Linked DNA regions of Homo sapiens: regions 1 and 3 are each linked to region 2. Evidence: chromatin loops called from intact Hi-C (ENCODE). Cell type or tissue: GM12878. All regions are shown on one strand. Links, peaks and the distances in the headings refer to the core of each region. The heading gives the core; the rest is flanking DNA. Region 1 holds the start of MIR492 (microRNA 492). Region 2 overlaps TMCC3 (transmembrane and coiled-coil domain family 3). Region 3 has its middle 76 kb from the start of TMCC3.

What was found. Hi-C counts contacts between places; a loop is a spot of excess contacts. Peaks named below come from ENCODE experiments on the same cell type or tissue, not always from the same donor. Only the 100,000 strongest peaks of a DNase experiment are listed, where the experiment ranks them.
Region 1: a loop joins it to region 2, with 2.9 times the contacts of the local background. A loop is called at or near these places in 1 of 110 quality-filtered maps.
Region 3: it touches region 2 in a loop (2.1-fold over the local background); 1 of 110 quality-filtered maps calls a loop at or near these places.

The regions. Positions count from the first base shown.
Region 1 is chr12:94,828,112-94,834,676 of GRCh38, reverse strand. MIR492 (microRNA 492) reads right to left here and starts at 279; the gene lies at 164-279. It also overlaps the pseudogene KRT19P2. RefSeq lists enhancers at 1-376, 377-878, 3,049-3,258, 3,269-3,478, 3,629-3,678. In GM12878, for the core only: no CTCF peak of the experiment used is centred there; a DNase peak (open chromatin) is centred at 3,436; H3K4me3 peaks cover 3,237 bases; H3K27ac peaks cover 4,589 bases.
Region 2 is chr12:94,619,273-94,625,837 of GRCh38, reverse strand. The region is part of intron 1 of TMCC3 (transmembrane and coiled-coil domain family 3); the gene reads left to right. Among named protein-coding and RNA genes, the nearest start is that of TMCC3, 28 kb to the left of the region's middle. RefSeq lists enhancers at 3,796-4,115, 4,456-4,575. In GM12878, for the core only: no CTCF peak of the experiment used is centred there; a DNase peak (open chromatin) is centred at 3,947; H3K4me3 peaks cover 425 bases; H3K27ac peaks cover 1,741 bases.
Region 3 is chr12:94,723,114-94,729,678 of GRCh38, reverse strand. No RefSeq gene overlaps it. Among named protein-coding and RNA genes, the nearest start is that of TMCC3, 76 kb to the right of the region's middle. In GM12878, for the core only: a CTCF peak has its summit at 3,684; no DNase peak of the experiment used is centred there; H3K27ac peaks cover 203 bases.

The DNA of each region.
Region 1 (6,565 bases), core at 1,046-6,045, 210 kb before region 2:
TGGTCTCCCACTTGGCCCCTCAGGGCATTGATTTCCTCCTCATGCTTCTTCTTCAGGTAGGCCAGCTCTTCCTTCAGGCCTTTGATCTGTGCCTCCAGATCAGTCCTGGCCAGGGTCACCTCATCCAGCACCCAAACACTCAAACCAAACTTGGTTCAGAAGTCATCTGCAGCCAGTTGAGCATTGTTGATCTGCAGGACAATCCTGGCGTTCTCAATGGTGGCACCAAGAATCTTGTCCCGCAGGTCCTCGATGGTCCTGTAGTAGTGGCTGTAGTTGTGGGAGGGCCTGTGCCCCTGCTTCTGGTACTAGTCACGGAGCTTCACCTCCAGCTTGCTGTTGGCTGCCTCCAGGGCGTGCACCTTGTCCAGGTAGGAGGCCAGGCAGTTGTTGAGGTTATGCATGGTGAGCTTCTCGTTGCCCGCAAGCAATCCGTTGGACCCAGACAGGATGCCGCTGTAGCCCCCCGAAGGAGGACAAGGACACGCCGCGGCTGCTGGAGCCCCTGTGCCTGCTGGGGGACTGGAACTTTTCTAGTGAGCAGTAGAGACTGCAGTCCAGCTCGTAGGCAGCCACAGTGCTGAAGGAAGGAGCAGCCATTAGGATAGTTATGTGCTTGTCCTGGCTCTGTCACTACAAAGATTTGTGACCTCAGGCAAGGTCCCGAATCAGATGGTCTTAAGACAGTGTATCATTTCATCTGACTTTGATGGGCACAGACATACAGTCCCCCTTTTTCTGTCTCATTTCCCTCATCTGTGAAATAGGGGAACTGGAGGGATAATCTGGATAAACCTTAACATGCTTGTCAGAGGAAAGTGGGGCCCTGAACAAGAGCTGGGAGGCCCCCAGTACTTCTCTCTGCTATCTGTTCTGTGTCTTCTGTCCACTCCTTCATATGAGCTACAAGGAATCTCTGCAAAAGAGGTGAGGTGGGAACTCAAACTGAGAGGAGTGGAGACTGAGGACAAGCCAGGAAGATACGTGCCGAGAAAGATGCCAGGTGAACTCGATCTTAGACCCCACGGCGGCGTTCTCTCTGGGCCCTGGCTAGTGTCAGTCAGTGATCTCAGAGTCAGCAGATCTATTTCTCGCATCTGGATGCCAAAAAGCAGGAAATCCCTGGTCTTGGCTGGGATCAGGGGATAATCTCAGATGTGAAGGATAGGGCAGCAAGCCCTCAGATGGGCTTCCAGGCAAGTCTTGTCCCCAGTGGGAGCCCATAATTCCTTTTTTCAGCCACTTGGATCTTTTGCTTTTTAGTTTTGGTGACTGATCTTCTGTTCCAGCCAGGGAAAAAAAATTATCTGCGCAGAGGCTTGCTCCAGGATTCTCTTTCTTCTTCTTCTTCTTTTAACTAGGGACTGCTGATGTCGTCACTTCTGTTTTATTTTCTTTTGGAATTTATTCCTATTTTACAGAGTCCTTCCCTGGCCTGATGCTCTCAGGCATAAGCTTCGTGGTTAAGCTTCCCCCTTCCCCCTAAGTCTTGTTCTCTTCCCAGACACAGGCACTTCCCCCTTGGCTGTCTGAGTAAACACAGCCCCTGCCTCTTGGGATTCTACCTAATAGCCCTTTTGCCATTTGAGGCCTGGCCTGGTATCAAGTTTCTTCTTTTAAAAAACAGCCTTGGGCTGGGCGCTGCGGCTCTGCCTGTGAGCACTTCGGGAGACGGAGGCAGGCAGATGGCTCTGGGTCCAGGGGTTTAAGGCCCGCCTGGGCAACATGATGAAACCTCATCTCTTCAAAAATACAAAAATTAGCTGGGTGTGGTGGCATGCACTTGTGGTTCCAGCTATGGGTGGTGGGGGCTCTGGAGCAGGAGGATTGCTTCTGAGCCTGGGAGGTGGAGATTGCGGTGAGCTGTGATCGCACAACTGCATTCCAGCCTGGGTAACAGTGAAACCCTGTCTCAAAAAAATAAAAATAAAAATAAAAAAATAAAAACAGCCTTTAAAACCCACATTTATTTTGATTTCTAAAGCAATATATGTCTGTTGTGGAAAATTTGGGAAATAAAAGTAATAAAGAAGACAATAAAGATCAACCTTAATCCCAGTGCCCAGAGAATTAATGTTTCATGCATTTTATTTCACTTTCTTCTGGAAGTATGTATATACATGTGGGTATGAATATTTAACATAGTTGGAGCCATACTGTACCTAATGGTTTATAATACGTTTTGCTTTTATGTTCTCACTAACCCCTGTGGATATGACCCTAGACATGTCTTTGAATTTTTTGAAGTTAAATTATGCTCTACTTATTTAGTGACCATACACTCACTTTCTACCTTTTTTTCCTATCATCCCTTCTTTACTCTCATTCCCCTGTCTGTTTTAGGATGATGATGAGGAGGAGGAGGATGATCAGTCATATAGAAACTCTCGGTATTGATACATTCATGCTTGGAGTGCTCTGTAATGTTGATGCTGTTATTATCCTCTTATTAATGGAAGAGAAAACAGAAGTTAAGGAAATTGCCCAGGTTACGTGCCCTAGTAAGGGACAGAACTGGATTTGAACTTTGACACTAGCTGCAGAGTCTGGACTAGCCTCCCTTGATATTCTTCTTGTGAGCGCTTCTTTTCTGGGTCGAAGATAGCCTGATAGCATTTTCCAGATTTTGTGGATAAAGCTGGGTGTTAGTCTTGGCCTGGCCACTTCCATCCTCTGTGGCCTTTAGTAAGTTATTTCACCTCTCTAGATCCCTGTGGGCCTTTTTGGGTCTCAGGGTCTATGACTTTCTAGTGGAAAGAAAACAACAGAGACAACTTTCAAGGACAGGCCCAGAATGATAGGAATATCATTGTCTACTTGATTTCAGGGACACTTACATTTGGCTCTAAAAGACATTTCTGTGAGGAAGTTGGTTTTCTCCACACTTTACTAAGGCAGGAGCTAGGTGGTGCCCAGGAGAAGTCCCCACAGGGGCTGTGAGGTTTTCTTGGATGCTAAGTTAGAGCGGTCCTCATGAAGGGTAAGCCCCATGACATATTTCCCTTGAGTGTGCTGAGGTCACAGGGCTTCTGTGGCTCACCAGCAAGTGTGGGGAGTGAAGAGCATGTGTCCCTCCCTGGCACAGGCACCCGGCCCCCTGCCGTGTTGTGGTATCTCTTCCCAGATGATCTTTGAGGTGTGTGGCTGGAAGAATGCTCCAGTCAGCTAAAGTGGGGTTCTTTAGTCGCAGTGTGTGCTGGTGGGCGAGTGAGGTGGGCTGGGCAAGCCAGAGGTGACTGCTCTGCTTTTCCTGACATCAGTGATGGGGTTGTCTTGCTTGGTGCACAGGTATTTTTCCAGGGTTCTGTCCTTCCACTCACTGACCAGAAAAAGAAAAAGAGAACAAGAAGACGCTTGTCTTACAAAATAGAAAGTTTACCCCATGCAGTTTCCCTTCCCTTTTCATATAGATGTTACAAAGCAAAAACACACACCCACAATGAGGGGTTTTTGAACTTGGCTGGGTTTCAGCTGTCACCCAGGAAGCAGTCAGCACTGTACGTGGCCCGTTGCTTTACTCTGCAGGTGTTGGTGATTCTCGGGTGCAAGGCCTGGCAATTGTGTTCCTGTGCCAGGTCCTCTGCACATGGCTTTCTTTGTTTAGTGTTATTTCCCCTGTTTGCCAGGCTTCTCTGAGGAGATGCTGACATTTTTTCTTTGTCCAGTTCTCCTATCCTAGAAACAAACAAAAACTGCACCTTTTAAAAATGTTTTTTTCCTATGGTTGAATTGGAAAATATCTTGCTTTAGCCAGGGAATAGCACAGCTTTTGTTCTGTTAGTGAAATGATCCAGGGATTTTATTTCAAAGTATAAGGTCCCTAAGATAAGGAATGAGGGTTATAAGGGAACATGGTTATGTTTGGGCAGTCAATTAAATTGAATATAGCAGTGATGAAGCACTAAATGTACATTAGGAACATACACATATCAGTCAAGTTTTCAAGTCTCCCAAGGAAACTACAGTCATAGTGATGGTAATGATGATGTGTTGATAATAAAAAAATAACATCGGCATTTGTTGAGTATTTACCATGTGCTGTTAATAGATAGTGTGCTAGTTTAAAACAACTCTGTAGTATGTATTAATTTTTTGTATCAGAACAAGAAACTGAAACTCAGTCTAAGTAACATGCTAAAGTCAGCTAGTAAGTAGGAGTGCTGGGTTTTACACACAGATTGAGTCCACAGTTCCAACCCTTAACCTCCAGGCAAACTGCCTGCAAAATCATATTTTAACAGATGTGGGGCCGGGCATGGTGGCTCATGCCTGTAATTGCAGCACTTTGGGCCAAGGTGAGTGGATCGTTTCAGGTCAGGAGTTTGAGACCAGCCTGGCCAACATGATGAAACCCTGTCTCTACTAAAAATGCAAAAATTAGCTGGGCATGGTGGCAGGCGCCTGTAATCCCAACTACTTCGGAGGCTGAGGCAGGAGAATTGCTTGAACCCAGGAGTCGGAGGTTGCAGTGAGCTGAGATTGTGCCACTGCATTCCAGCCTGGATGACAGAGCAACACTCTGTCTCAGAAATTAATAATAATTAAAAAAAGAGATCTGGGTATTTTAGCTTTAATTAAAAAAATAATAAAGAGAGATAGAGTCTTGCTATGTTTCCCAGGCTGATCTCAAACTCCTGGGCTCAAGCGTTTTTCCTGCCTTGGCCTCCAGAGTAGCTGGGACTACAGGTGTGCACCATCGTGCCTGGCTTATAGCTTTAAATTTTGAGATACCTGAAGAAAGTGCTTTTGATAAATAAAATTGAAGAAGAAGGAAATGTATTCTTTCTCTCCATTTTGTTTCTATCTTTGGATTGCCTGTGACTCATCATGAATATGACTGGAAGATCTGCCCTCTGAACTGAGCCCATAACTTTACTGAGGTATAATTTACATATCTAAAGTCCATCCATTGTAAATACATTGATTTTTAGTGAATTTGTAGAGTTGTGCAATCATCTCCGTAATCCATGTTTATAGAACATGCCCATTACAGCACAAGGTGGCCTTGTGCCCACTTGCAGTTAGTCTCTTCTCCCACCCCCAGTCCTGGGCAACCACTAATCCACTTTCTATCTTCATACATTTGCTTTTGCTAGAAATTTCATATAAGTGGAATGATTTAATATAGGGTTTTGTGACGGGCTTTTTCTCCCTTAGCATGTTTTTGACCCTTTTCACTGTTGTAATGTACATTGGTAGTTCCTTTTTGTTGCTGAGTATCTCATTATATGGATATACAACATCTTGTTAACTCATTCACCAGTTGATGTTCGTTTGAGTTGTTTCTACATTTTGGCTATTATGAATAATGCTGCTATAATCATTTGTATGCAAGTTTTTGTGTAGACAAATGTTTTTATTTCTCTTGGGTAGACACCTAGAATTGCAATTCCTGGGACATATGGTAGATGTATATTTAACCTTTTGAAAAGCTGTTACAGTGCCTTCCACGGTGACTGTACCATTTAACCTTCCCATCTCTGGGGTATGAGGGGGTTCCAGTTGCTCCACATCCCATTCTACACTTGATATTGTCTGTCGTTTTGACTATAGCCATTCTGGTGGGTGTGTAGTAGTATCTCATTGTGGTTTTAATTTGCATTTCTGTAATGACTAATGATATTGAGCATTTTTGCGTGTGCTTATTAGCTGTTTATATATATATTTTATTATACTTTAAGTTCTAGGGTACATGTGGACAATGTGCAGGTTTGTTACATATGTATACAGGTGCCATGTTGGTGTGCTGCACCCATTAACTCATCATTTACATTAGGTCTATCTCTTAATGCTATCCCTCCCTCCTCCCGCCACCCCATGACAGGCCCTGGTGTGTGATGTTCCCCACCCTGTGTCCAAGTGTTCTCATTGTTCAGTTCCCACCTGTGAGTGAGAACATGCGGTGTTTGGTTTTCTGTCCTTGCGATTGTTTGCTCAGAATGATGGTTTCAAGCTTCATCCATGTCACTACAAAGGGCATGAACTCATCCTTTTTTATGGCTGCATAGTATTCCATGGTGTATATGTGCCACATTTTCTTAATCCAGTCTATCATTGATGGACATTTGGGTTGGTTCCAGGTCTTTGCTATTGTGAATAGTGCCACAGTAAACATATGTGTGCATGTGTCTTTATAGCAGCATGATTTATAATCCTTTGCATATTTATAGCAGCATGATTTATAATCCTTTGCGTATATACCCAGTAATGCGATGGCTGGGTCAAATGGTATTTCTAGTTCTAGATCCTTGAGGAATCGCCACACTGTCTTCCACAGTGGTTGAACTAGTTTACAGTCCCACCAACAGTGTAAAAGTGTTCCTATTTCTCCACATCCTCTCCAGCACCTGTTGTTTCCTGACTTTTTTGGTCCATATGAACAGTTAGAATGACTTCGCCATTCTAACTGGTGTGAGCTGGTATCTCATTGTGGTTTTGATTTGCATTTCTCTGATGACCAGTGATGATGAGCATTTTTTCACGTGTCTGTTGGCTGCATAAATGTCTTCTTTTGAGAAGTGTCTGTTCTTGTCCTTTGCCCACTTTTTGTTGGGGTTGTTTGATT
Region 2 (6,565 bases), core at 983-5,982:
TGAATGTTAACTGAAGTTACTGGTGCTCTAGATCGCTCCCCATGTGTCAGTACAGTAGTGACTGCTGCAGGGCAGGTTTTCTGTGGAATTTGGAATGCTTCTGTTGCCTCCTGGATGATGGAAAGCCTCAACCCTTGCGTAACTTTTCTGTTAGAAAAATTGTGTGTGGTGACACCTTCGTTCACGGTGAGACTATTTGCCCTTCTGGAACTGCCATATCATTTACTTTTTTTTTTTTTTTTTTGAGATGGAGTCTTGCTCTGTTGCCCAGACTGGAGTGCAGTGGCACGATTTCTGCTCACTGCAACCTCCATCTCCCAGATTCAAGCCGTTCTCCTGCCTCAGCCTCCTGAGTATTTGGGACTACAAGCGTGCACCACCACGCCTGGCTAATTTTTGTATTTTTAGTAGAGATAGGGTTTCACCGTGTTGGCCAGACTGGTCTAGAACTCCTGACCTCAGGTTCAGGTGATCTGCCTACCTCAGCCTCCCAAAGTGCTGGAATTACAGGAATGAGCCACTACGCCCAGCCCATTTACTATTAAAGTCAGTGTTATCGTTTGACCTGTGTCCCCCACCAAAAGATATGTTGAAGTCCTAACCACCACTACCTCACAACATTACCTTATTTGGAAATACAGTCTTTACAGAGGTAATCAAACCTCTGTAAAAAAAAAATTTTTTTTTTTTTTTTTGAGATGGAGTTTCGCTCTTGTTGCCCAGGCTGGAATGCAATGGTGCAATCTCGGCTCACTGCAACCTTGGCCTCCCGGATTCAAGCGATTCTCCTGCCTCAGCCTCCCCAGTAGGCAAGGAGGGAGGGGTGTGTCACCACACCCAGCTAATTTTTTGTATTTTTAGTAGAGACAAGGTTTCACCATGTTGACCAGGCTGGTCTCGAACTCCTGACCTCAAGTGATCCACCCGCCTCGGCCTCCCAAAGTGCTGGGATTACAGGCATGAGCCACCGCACCTGGCCCATTTTCGAACATTTTCATCAGCTCAGAAAGATACCCTTAGCAGTTATTCTTCATTTCCCCCTCTCTTAAAAGGTTCACGCATGTTGTAGCATGAATCAGTACTTTATTTCTTTTTATGGCTGAACAATATATTTTTTTTTAATTTTGAGACAGAATCTCACTGTAGCCCAAGCTGGAGTGCAGTGGTGTGATCTCGGCTCACTGCAACCTCTGCCTCCCAGACTCAAGTGATTCTCGTGCCTCAGCCTCCTGAGTAGCTGGGACTACAGGCGTACGCCACCACGCCTGGCTAATTTTTTCGTTTTTTAGTGGAGACGGGTTTTCACCATGTTTCCCAGGGTGGTCTCAAACTCCTGAGCTCAGACGATCCACCTGCCTCAGCCTCCCAAAGTGCTGGGATTACAGGCATGAGCCACCATGCCTGGCCATGGCTGAATAATATTTCATTGTATGGATATGTGACATTTGGTGGACATTTGGGTTGTTTTCACTTTTTGGCTATGAAGAATAATGTTGCTATGAACACTTCTGTGTAAGTTTTTGTGGGGGTATATGTTTTTATTTCTCTTGGGTACATACCTAGAAGGAGTGTTGCTGGGTCATATGGTAATTCTGTTTAACCTTTGGAGGAACTGCCAGAGTGTTTTCCAAAGTGGTTGCACCAGTTTATATTCCCACTACCAGTGTATGAGGGTTCTGATTTCTCCACATCCTCACCAGTGCTTATTATTATCTGTCTTTTAATTACAGCCATCCTAGTAAGTATGAAGTGGTATCGTATTGCAGTTTTGGGTGATTTTAAAAATTTCTTTTAATGAAAGCAGTTGTTATAATCTTTGTACATGAAATAGGTAAATTTTCTTTAGCTGAGAGGCTGGTATAATTAATAATATAAATTATAACTTTTGTGGCTTGCCACATTCCTTCTTACTAGTCATTTCTTGAAGCTGGTTGTCCAAAACCAGGTTGGAGAAACTGTTGTGGTTTGCATGGCTTGACTTTTACTTTGCCGATGGTACTGCACATGAAAAGGCCACCCAGAGCTTCCTGGTCCTCCCCACCATGAGGTCCAGGGTTGGAAGGCTCTGGGCCGTGGCCCAACCTCTGGAAGGGTGTAATGGGTGCCTAGCCCACACGTGTTTCCTTAGGCAAGTAGCCAGGGCATTTATTCGGGATTCCCCCAAGGGGTAGCTGGTGTTGTATAGACGTGGTGGTAGTTGTACGTGGGTGTAGCCAGACTGGCCCCTGTGCCGGTAAAGATGGACACCGTGCTCTCTTTACAGCCAAGCTTTACAGGCTGTGAATTCGCTCCTGAAGAATAAGAAGCATAACAAAATGTACAACACCTGTGAGAGCAGAAATAAGTGCTGGTTGAATGAAGGAATAGCTCTGGCTTTGGGAGCCAGGCAGCATTCTAGCCTGGTAGCTTGAACAAGCTGCTTAAGTACTTAAGCTTTCTGAGCCTTGGTCCCTCATCTGCCAAACAGAGGTGGCATTGCCTCAGTTACAGGGTCCTGACGTGATGACGTAAAAGTGCCCAGCTCATGGTAGGCACTCAACAAATGTTAATTCTCTTCCCTTAAGTAGCTCTGCTCAGTCCACTCTGCTTAGTCTCAGATTTTTTTTTTTTTTCCTGCAGATTTAGTCCAGGTCCAGAACACAGGATTGATTGTATTGTTTAGAATATCTTTTCTTTTCAGAGAAATAATGAGCTCTTGGCAACATTAAGTATTGATGGAAATGAATATTGCAATTTGGCAGCTGCTGATTGACACATGTTTGCTAAACAGCTACTCAAATTTCAGAAAGCTTGCCTAGAAGAAGAAGAAAAGTAAGATATCCCAAGAATATTTTTTACCTTCTTTGCCTAGGTATTTATTTGTAAAATCATTTTCTTTGGAAAGTTCCAGCTGAAACATGAGCTAGCTTTGGCTGAAGAGTTCAGGTGAGCCTACATAAAAGATTAAACTTCAGTAAATACAGAAGTGTTGAGGTTTTTTTGGAGCCTCTTTGCCTTGTAATTTTTTTTTTTTTTTTAAGAAAGAGCTGGTCTTTTGGTCACTGGGTCTTTTTTTATATCTGCAGGGAAGTCATAGTAACAGGCTCCGTGTCTGATTGGGTTCCATGGCAACAAAGGGTTGTGACTTTATTAAAGGAGAGTTGAGCATGCCAAGAAAGATAAAAATCAGAGTATGGAAAATGTCCGACCAGATGAATGTGTTTTTTGGATCACATGTGCCCTGGACTAGAAAGGTTTCCTGAGTCGACATCAGTCTCCATTACAGATTTGAATCGCACTGGGTTATCATTAAGGTCATAGGGATCAGTGCTTATTTTAAAAAAGAAATCCATCTACTTCTTTGCTTTTACCCATTCATTCTTCCTTTTTTAATGTCTCGGTATATTTACAAAAATCAAAACAGTGATGGTAAGTACCTAACAAGAGAGGATTCTGGCTTTTCAAGGGAGAAAAGAAATATAACATATTCTTTGTGGAACTGATTATAGCTGTATGTTGTGAGATCGTGTGGGAGGGCCAATTAGAGGCAATTATATCTCGATTGAACTCTCCCTGAATTAAAGCTTGCTGGATGCTTTCCAAGCTTGGGGGGTTTGGTTTCCCATCCATGTTTCTCTTTGATGGGTTTGGAGATCCTGGTTTCAGGCCATGGGTGTGGAGTACTCCTCTCTCCCAAAAGTAAGGAGCAGGCTGTTGCCATAACCAAAAGTGTGTGGTAATTAGAGGTCTTTTGCTGAAGGTACTAATATTTGACCAAGAAATGGTGTGATCCGAAAACTTTGAATTGTCCTGTGTTCCCGCTTCACCTGGTTGTTAACTGTGTGGGGCTGGGTTTACTTTTCTATGAAATGTACAATTGTATATTTCTCCTACTGATACTGAAAGTGAAAGAATTCCGAGGGCAGGTTGACGTTGGACACTTTACCATGTCAGTCATCCTTTAAACCAGTGGTGCGTTCTGACATGCCCCTGGGTTCAGGCTTTATTAATCACTTGGGGCCTCTTCCTGGTGAATCAGAAACTGCACAGATACTGGGGCTCTCATGATTACACATAATATAACAAGCAGTATTGGTCTAAGAGGGAAGAATTAGCTCACCAGGTTTCACAGCTCCCAGCTATCATTAATCAGCTATAAGTCCTTGGTGAAATCACTTAAACTTCTTGGGCCTTGATTTCCTTATCTTAAAATGAGTTTGACCTAAATTGGTGTTTCCTAACTTTCCTGTTTAGATAAAGAACCTGGGGTACTGCAGAACCTCCAGTAGAGATTTCCTGATTCACTGGTCTGGGGAGTGGGAAAGATCACTGGGGCTCCATCCACTCTTAACAATTTGGTGTTCGGGATATACTGATCTAGCTCAATAGTTTCAAACTACTTGGACATAAGAATGGGGTGGAGGTGGGAGGTAGAAAGGCGGCTGTCAGATGCACAGTCCAGGTTCTGTCCCTGAGATTGCCTGAAGCTGTAGCTTGAGAAACACCAGCCCCAAAGGCTCTTCCACATACTGGTCCTCACTTCCTCGAAGGAGCCAGAAGAGCTGTGTCAACTGAGAGAGCCTGGTGGGTTTGCTTACCCGCAGTGTTAACTCTAAACCCCATATCAGTGTTTGAGAAAGTTACTTATTTTAAAATCTTAGAGTACTGCAATAGTTTGTTCATAGAATTCTCTGTGCTGTGTTTCTTTTGGATAACACAGCGTTTTCTAAGCATGGTTACTTTAGGTGTGCACGAGGCAATGCCAGCCACATCCAAATTACCTGTGGAGCTTGTTAAAAAATATACAGAAGATTCAATGTGTCCTTCATAGGGCCTGGGCATCAATCTTGCTTAAGACCTGAAGGATTTTGTGTTCTTTTTAAGGTTTAGGGCAAAACCTTACAAACTGACCCTACCCTAATTTCCTCAGTGAAATCGACTTTAAGTATAAACACGCATGTTTAGCACAAGGGGAATGGTTTACATTGAGCCACTTAGATTGTAGAAGAGTCAGCAACACATAAAGTGCCTTAGAGAAAAATACCCTGACCTGGTTAATGATTAAACCATTAACTGCTAAAGCAGACCCATTCTAATGTATATCTGGTCTATACAGTTTCTATTTGTGCCTAGTTTTTCTAGTTCGTGTTTAGCAAAGATTAAGTGATATTGTTTAATGAAGTGTTTAGTAGCTCTAAATGATAAAGGTTCACATTTTTTTCTATTAAGTAGCTTAAGTGTGAATTCATTTGAAAAAAAAAAAATTCCACAGGCCCTGCACAGTAGCTCATGCCTGTAATCCCAGCACTTTGGGAGGCCGAGGCAGATGGATCACCTGAGGTCAGGAGTTCAAGACTAGCCTGGCCAACATGGTGAAACCCTGTCTCTACTAAAAATACAAAAATTAGCTGGGCATGGTGGTGGGCTCCTGTGATCCCAGCTACTCGGGAGGCTGAGGCAGGAGAACCGCTTAAACTTGGGAGGCGAAGGTTGCAGTGAGCCGAGATCGCGCCATTACACTCCAGCCTGGGCGACAGAGCAAGACTCTGTCTCAAAAAAAAAATAATAATTATTAAAAAAAAAAAATTTCCACAGTACTAAAGGGCTTAAAGCAAAATTAAAGTGTCTTTTTCCAGCTTCTTGTCCTTTTCCCCAGAGATAGCAATGATAATAATGTTATGTTTCTTTTTTTTTCTTGAGACAGTCTCGCTTTTGTTGCCCAGGCTGGAGTGCAATGGCACTATCTTGGCTCGCCGCAACCTCCGCCTTCCGGGTTCAAGCGATTCTTCTGCCTCAGCCTCCCCAGTAGCTGTGATTACATGCACCCGCCACCACGCCCAGCTAATTTTGCATTTTTAGTAGAGACAGGGTTTCTCCATGTTGGTCAAGCTGGTCTCGAACTCCCGACCTCAGGTTATCCACCTGCCTCGGCCTCCTGAAGTGTTGGGACTATAGGCGTGAGCTACTGCGCCTGGCTGCAATGTTATGTTTCTTATGTGTCTTTACAGAAATAGTCTTGACACAAAATATACATATCTATTATTTATTTAACCAGTCGCCTATTGATATGCGATTTAAGTTCCTCCCAGGATGATGTTTTTTCATGTTTCTTTTGCTTTGTAATACTGTATTGAAAACTTGTGTACATTTTTCTCTATAACCATATTTAGATAAATTTCCAAAAGCAAAACTGTTAGGTCAAAGGGCATGTGCCTTTTAAATGAGAATAGAGGCAAACACATTGTCCTCCCAAAGGTTGCACCAATTTGTAGGATAAATCTTTTATTTTCAGAAGGATTCCTGGGCTCAGCTGAGTCTGATGCAGCAGGCAGCTATCCATGTCTACTAACCACAGGAAACTCAGGGGCCTCTGCCTGGAGGAATGACATGAGCTATGAGAAAGAGGAGAATGTAAAAGGTGTTTAAAGAGTTCAGAGAGAGAAAAAGCTAGGGACTGGCTTAGTAGGGAATCCTGAATTTACAAGGAGAGTGCTTTGGGTCATAGGTTGCAGGTCCTGATCTGGGTTTTGAAGAAAGTAAGGCAGCCCTGGGGCATAAGGTAATAGTGAGAAAATCCTGCTCTAGA
Region 3 (6,565 bases), core at 759-5,758, 100 kb before region 2:
ATACACAGATCTGTCATATGCATCTCTTCTATAGTTTGAAGTGATTCTTAATCAGAGGAGAAATCATTCTGTGGAAAAACAGAAGTAATTCTATTAAAGAAGGCCGAGGTGGTTGGGCAAAGCTTTAAAAGGGCTTTTAGAGTTGGATTTATTGACCAAAAGCTGTATCCTTCAGATGTCTCCAGATTGCATTATTCGTAAAAGCATATTATGAATGCTATCAGTGGTACCAGCAGAGGAAGAGCATTGTACTTTGTCAGTCAAGAGGGAACCTACTTTGCATTCTAGGATAAAACATAAATCGTTCACAAGGTGGGGCCCTCCACACCTCCACTATGGCGGACCTGACACGGTGCAATATAGTGGTGCTTCCTGTTCCCACCCCTCACCCCGTGGGACCTCTGCTTCCTTTCTTGGATACCTCATTTGCCTTTGGACCTTAGAGTCTATCTTGGCTTGAATTGAGCACTTAATACCATGTTAATCTGGGGATGTGAGTATCTCCGCTTGCCCTTCGCAGGAGAGATGTTGGCATGCTCCCTACCATTTCCGCAGCCTCCAGTTGTGTCCTGTTCCTTTTTACAGCATCACTACTCCTGTTACAATAATGACAGATCTTAGTGATGATGGCCCTCATACAAAAATGACACAGGACTGTAACAATTAAGGATTAGTTGAAACTTAGCTTTAATTTTAAAACATCTTAGTGTGTCCAAGAATCGGTTTTCCTCTTTTTGCTTAGGAATCTCCAGTGCACAGAAGGTCATGTTTTTGGTAGCCACACCATGCTGACAAGTCACACGGAGTTTTGAGTTAACTATAATTAATCCTTCTAAGTCTTCTTTATATAGTAATTGTTATTCATATTTTTCTCAGCACCATCGCCTCACTGCATTTCCACCTCTCCAATATTTTGTAGGCTTTATCGTCTTTTTTTTTTTTTTAAAACGTCTCACTCTGTTGCCCTGGCTGGAGTGCAGTGGCATGATCATAGCTCACTGCAACCTCGAATTCCTGGGCTCAAGCAATCCTCCCACCTCAGCCTCCCATATAGCTAGGACTGCAGACACAAGCCATCACACTTGGCTGTTATTATTATTATTTTTTTGTAGGGATAAGGTCTCACCATGTTGCCCAGGCTGGTCTCAAACTCCTGGTCTCAAGTAATACTTCAAAGTCAGTTTTATTACATTTCATCTTGTTTAGTCTTATCCTGTGAGCTGATCTAGGGTCAAAATGTCGATGTATTTAAAAAGTACTTACATAAATATATGGATTATAAAACCAAAATGGGTTATAATTTTATTTATTTATTTATTTATTTTTTAAGACGGAGTCTCTCTCTGTCGCCCAGGCTGGAGTGCAGTGGCGCCATCTCGGCTCACTACAACCTCTGCCTCCCAGGTTCCAGCAATTCTCCTGCCTCAGCCTCCTGAGTAGCTGGGATTACAGGTGCCGGCCACCATGCCTGGCTAATTTTTGTATTTTTTGTAGAGACAGAGTTTCACCATGTTGGCCAGGCTGGTCTCAAACTCCTGACCTCAGGTGATCTGCCCTTCTCCGCCTCCCAAAGTGCTGAGATTATAGGCATGAGCCACTGCACCCAGCCAGAGATCACTAACATTTTGAAATTAGATAGTTCATTCTTTCAACAACTGTTAAGTTGGTAAGTGTGTCAGTCACTGTGCTGGGTGGAGCATGAGTAAGACAGATGGGGACTTTTCCCTCAGAGTTTGCTTATGGTCTGGGAGAATAGACGAGATGATCTCGAAGGACAGTAAGTGAGGAAAGGACATTTGGGCTCTCGTGAATGAACCACTATGTGGACTTCTGGAGGGAGAACACTTCAGATGGAGAGAACAACAAGGGTAAAGACCCTAAGGTAAGGGCGAGCTGAAACATCAAAGGAACAGACAGAAGAAGGCTGGTGTAGCAGTGAGGAGAGAGCAGTAGAGGACAAGCTGAGAGAGATGTGCAAGGCTGGGCACATAGGTCCGGGTGGTCACAGGAAGGAACTGGTTTTTTTGTGTGTTGTGTTTTAGTTTTGTGGTAGGCTGAATGAGGCCCCGCTAAATGTCTGTGTCTCATTCCAGAGCCAGTGCTGTGTGACTATATTAGCTTACATAGTAAAAGGGACGCTGCAGCTGTGAGTAAGTGGAGGATCTTGATGTGGGGAGATCATCTGGGTGGACCCAATATGATGACAAAGGTTCTTATAAGAGCGGGGCAGGAGGATCAGAGTCAGAGAAAGTGAGGAAGAGGCCATGAGCCAAGGAGTGCAGGCAGCCTGTAGCAGGTGAGAATTTGGATTATCCTCCGAAGCCTCCAGAAGGAAAACAGCCCTGCCAACACTCTGATTTTCGACTTCTGAGCTGCGGAACTGTCAAGAGAATAAATGTACGTTGGTCTAAGCTGCTGAATTGAGATCATTTGTTACAGCAATAGGAAAGTAAACAGGTGTCTAATTCTAAAATGCAGTGGAGACACATTTGGAGGGGAGCAATGGGATGGTATTTAGTTTTTAGCAGAGTAGGTTGTTGAGAGGCAGGAGGGGCAGAGGGAGGCCAGTCAGGAAGCGGAGGCAGTCACCACAGGGGACACATGACAGAGGCCTGGATTAAGGGGTTGGCAGCGGAATGAAGAGGGATGAACAGATTTTGGACACAGAGCCGATAGGAATTGCTGATGGCTTGGTCGTGGGGATACAGAAAATGGGAAATCAGGGGTGATGCTGAATTTGGGCCTATGCAACTGAGTGCCATTTATTGAAATGGAGGAAGAGGGAAAAGGAATAAATTTAGAGGGAAAATTATGCATTCCGTTTGGGCCCTGTTGAAACTTGACATGCCTATTAGATATCGACGTCCATGAATAAGCAGATGCATGTATCAGTGGAGGTCTCGTAAGAGAGATCACCCACATGCCCCTCACTTGGACAGTGTTTGTCCTCACACAGGATTTCTCCAGTGCCACCATCATTGACGAACCACCTGGCTGACTAAACTTGATCCACTGTGGCATCTCATTCTTTTGTTCTTTTGTCTCGGGCTCGTTTTTCATTGCTTACTCAGTGTGGGCTGAATGAGCAATTAACAGAGTCTAAAATGAGGCTTAGGATGTTTGATAACTAAAGACTGATGAAGGAAACAATGTAGATTAATTTGTGTCCCAAATGTGTACCGTTATTTAGTGCTTTTTGAGAAAGCTAAATGGAGTCTGTGAATTTTAATTGATGTTTAACTTTTAATTGTGTTCATGTGGGGTGGCCAGTTGGAACTACGCCTAATAAGACTGATGAGTATACACACATTTGCATATGGCAGGCCTTCCAAGGGCCAACCACGGAGAGAGAGGCTTAAAGTAAGAGGAGGAAAACTGCAGGGAACGGATAAATAAGTTAAAACACATTTATTTTCAGAAAACATGAAAACTTATCACTTTTCTATTCATCTTAAATAATATAGGTTTACTATATTATTCCTCTCATTGGTGTTTTTCTATTTTTTAATCCTTTTTTTTTTTAAGAAAAAAAGAGGATTATAAGAGGAACTAGTTTATTTACAGCGGAAGGAATTCTGATTTGCATAAATTCATGGTTCAGATTGTTAGCCAGACCAGCAAACTGTTGTTTGCTGAACATCTATTCTCTGTGAAGTACTTTGCTGAACGCCAGAGGGGGTGCTACAGTAATTAGGATGCTTTTGGGCCAACGCATTGGCTTAAGCAATAAGGAAGTTTATTGTCTTCCCTAAGAAGTGGGGCTGTCTCCAGGCCCAGTATGCCAAGCTGCTGCTCTCCTCTGTGATTCTCGTGGCCTAACCCCCTTATGTTTGATGGCCTCATCTTTAGATCAGGAACAAGATGGCTCTAGCAATCCTGGCTATCACATTCAGATTTGGTAACATCCAAGGGGGAAAAAAGGGTTGTCTCTTCCTTGTGTGTCTTACATGTGAAATCGTCTCTCCCAGAAGCCCCCATCAGACTTTTCTCACATCCCTTTCACCAGATTGGATCATATGTGCATTTGTAAACCAGTCACTGGCTGAGGAAGTTGCCACTGTTGGCTTAGATCAGGGGTAGGCAAACTACAGTTAGCTGCCTGTTTTTATAAATAAAGTTTTATCGGCATATCCCACGCCCACTCATTTACATATTGTCTTTTGCATTGCAGTGGCAGAGTTGAGTAATGTGACAGAGACTGTTTGGCCCACGAAGCCTAAAATATGTACTGTCTGCCACTTTATAAAGCAAGGGCCAATCTTTGGCTTAAAACTAATCATTTGGGGCATATATGTTGAAAAGGCAAGCACAGCGGCCACTGTAGATACAAAAGAGGTATAAAATATGATCTTATTCCTCAAAGAGATTACTGAGGGAAATTTTATATATAGTAGAGACGGGGCCTCACCCTGTTGCCCAGGCCGGAGTGCAGTGGTGCAATAGTAGCCTCACTGTAACCTTGAACTCCTGGCCTCAGGGGATCCTCCTGCCTTGGACTCCCGAAGTGCTGGGATTACAGGTGTGAGCCACCATGCCTGGCCCAGAAACGATATTTTAGTGCATTAAATAGCTACAAATGCTCATTATAGTTTAATACCCAAATAAAAGGTATTTCATACATATTTATAATTGGAAACTATGTAGGAAACAATGTCAATTAATTTGTGTCCCAAATGGGTGCTGTTATTTATTTCATTCTACTACAAAGTAGAAAAACAGGCAAACCACTCTACCCACTTACCAAGCTACATTTCAAAGAAATTATGAAAATGGACATCAGATAAAGAAAACCTAAGGACATGAAAGCATTTTTAAAATTCTAGGAAAAAATAACAATAATATTTAAAAAGAAATTCTTATGCAGATTAAGAAACCATGCTGAAAAGGAATAGAAAGTGATAATGTTAACAAGTAGCGCAGTGAAGGCACAGCCTCTCAACTCTTATTTTGCATCTCCTTTTTCCTTCATGGAAATTGATCTAAAAACCAAAGAGAGTAAAGCAAGCAGTGTTTAAAAGAGTCATGAATAGGCAACACAGGGAATCTTTGCAGAGTTAGAACCGTTGAATATCTTAACTGGATTCGCAATTATACATGAGTGATAAAATTGTATAGAGGTTCACATACAAAAATCCAGGTGAAACAGGAAATCTGAGTAAGATGGGGGGAATTATATCAAATGTCAATTTTATGGTTGCAATATTATACTATAGTTTTGCAAAAACAGTTGAGGGAAACAGTACAATGTACAAGGGATCACTGTATTATGTTTTACAACTCCATGCAAATCTTTAATTATCTCAGCAAAGTTTTCAATTAAAAAGACAAATGAATTAAAAGGACACTGAAACACTGGATAGGTGGAAAGATGTGAAGAAAACCCAGCTGATTACATCCCACATGTAAAGGAACTGACCTCAAAGCAACTGTTAGTACTCTTTTTTTTTTTTTTTTTAATTTTATTTTATTTTAAAGACGAGGCCTCGCCATGTTGCTCAGGCGGGTCTCAAACTCCTGGCCTCACGCCAGCCTCCCACCTCTGCCTTAAAGAGTGCTGGAGTTACAGGCATGAGCCACCACGCCTGGCCCTATTAGTAAATTTGGAAAGGTTATAGAGAATAGGAGCGATCCTAAAAAATAGGAAAATGCAGGGTGTTGTTCCACTTTTTCACAAATGGTCTTTGACATTTCATGTAAACCCTGACAAGTTTATAATAGATCCTCAAATATTTGTCAGCAATTGGAGAAGAATAAAGAGATCACCAGGAACCCATAAGGGTTCGCTAACAACACTCATTATGGTAACCAGGCTCAGGGAACAATATCTAGATAGTGAATCTCAGTTTCAGCAAAGCAGTCACAAAACTCCTCATTAAAATATTGAAAATAAGATTGTATACTTATTTGGAGACAGTCAAGTGGATGATTTTTGCCAGAAAATGTTGATTCTGTTGGTTTTAGACCAAACTAAAGTAATGCCTGTAATAAAGAGCCATGTTATTAGTAACTTGGATAAAAACAAAGAAGACTTTATCAAAAAATTTGCAGCTGGGCTGGGCGTGATGGCTCACATCTGTAATCCCAGCACTTTGGGAGACTAAGGTGGGTGGATCACTTGAGCCCAGGAATTCGAGACCAGCCTGGGCAACATGGTGAAATGCTGTCTCTACTAAAAATACAAAAATATTAACCTAGCATTGTGGCATGTGCCTGTAGTCCTAGCTACCTAGGAGGCTAAAGTGGGAGGATCACCTGAGCCCAGGAAGTCAAACGAGTTGCTGCAGTGAGCCGTGATTGTGCCACTGCACTCCAGCCTGGGCGACAGAGTGAGACCCTGTCTCAAAAGAAAAAACAGAAAATGCAGCTGATATAAACATCTCAGAAAGATACCTCATTATGATAAATGACAATTTCAGATTCTATGGAAGTGCTGACATAATAGGCACAAACTAATAAAGCTAAATAAAAAAGCAAAAATTGTGAAGTCATACATTTAGGTTTCAAAGAGTGATCATAAATGTACACGATGAAATAGAAGCAGCTTTATGGCACTTCATTTGGAAAG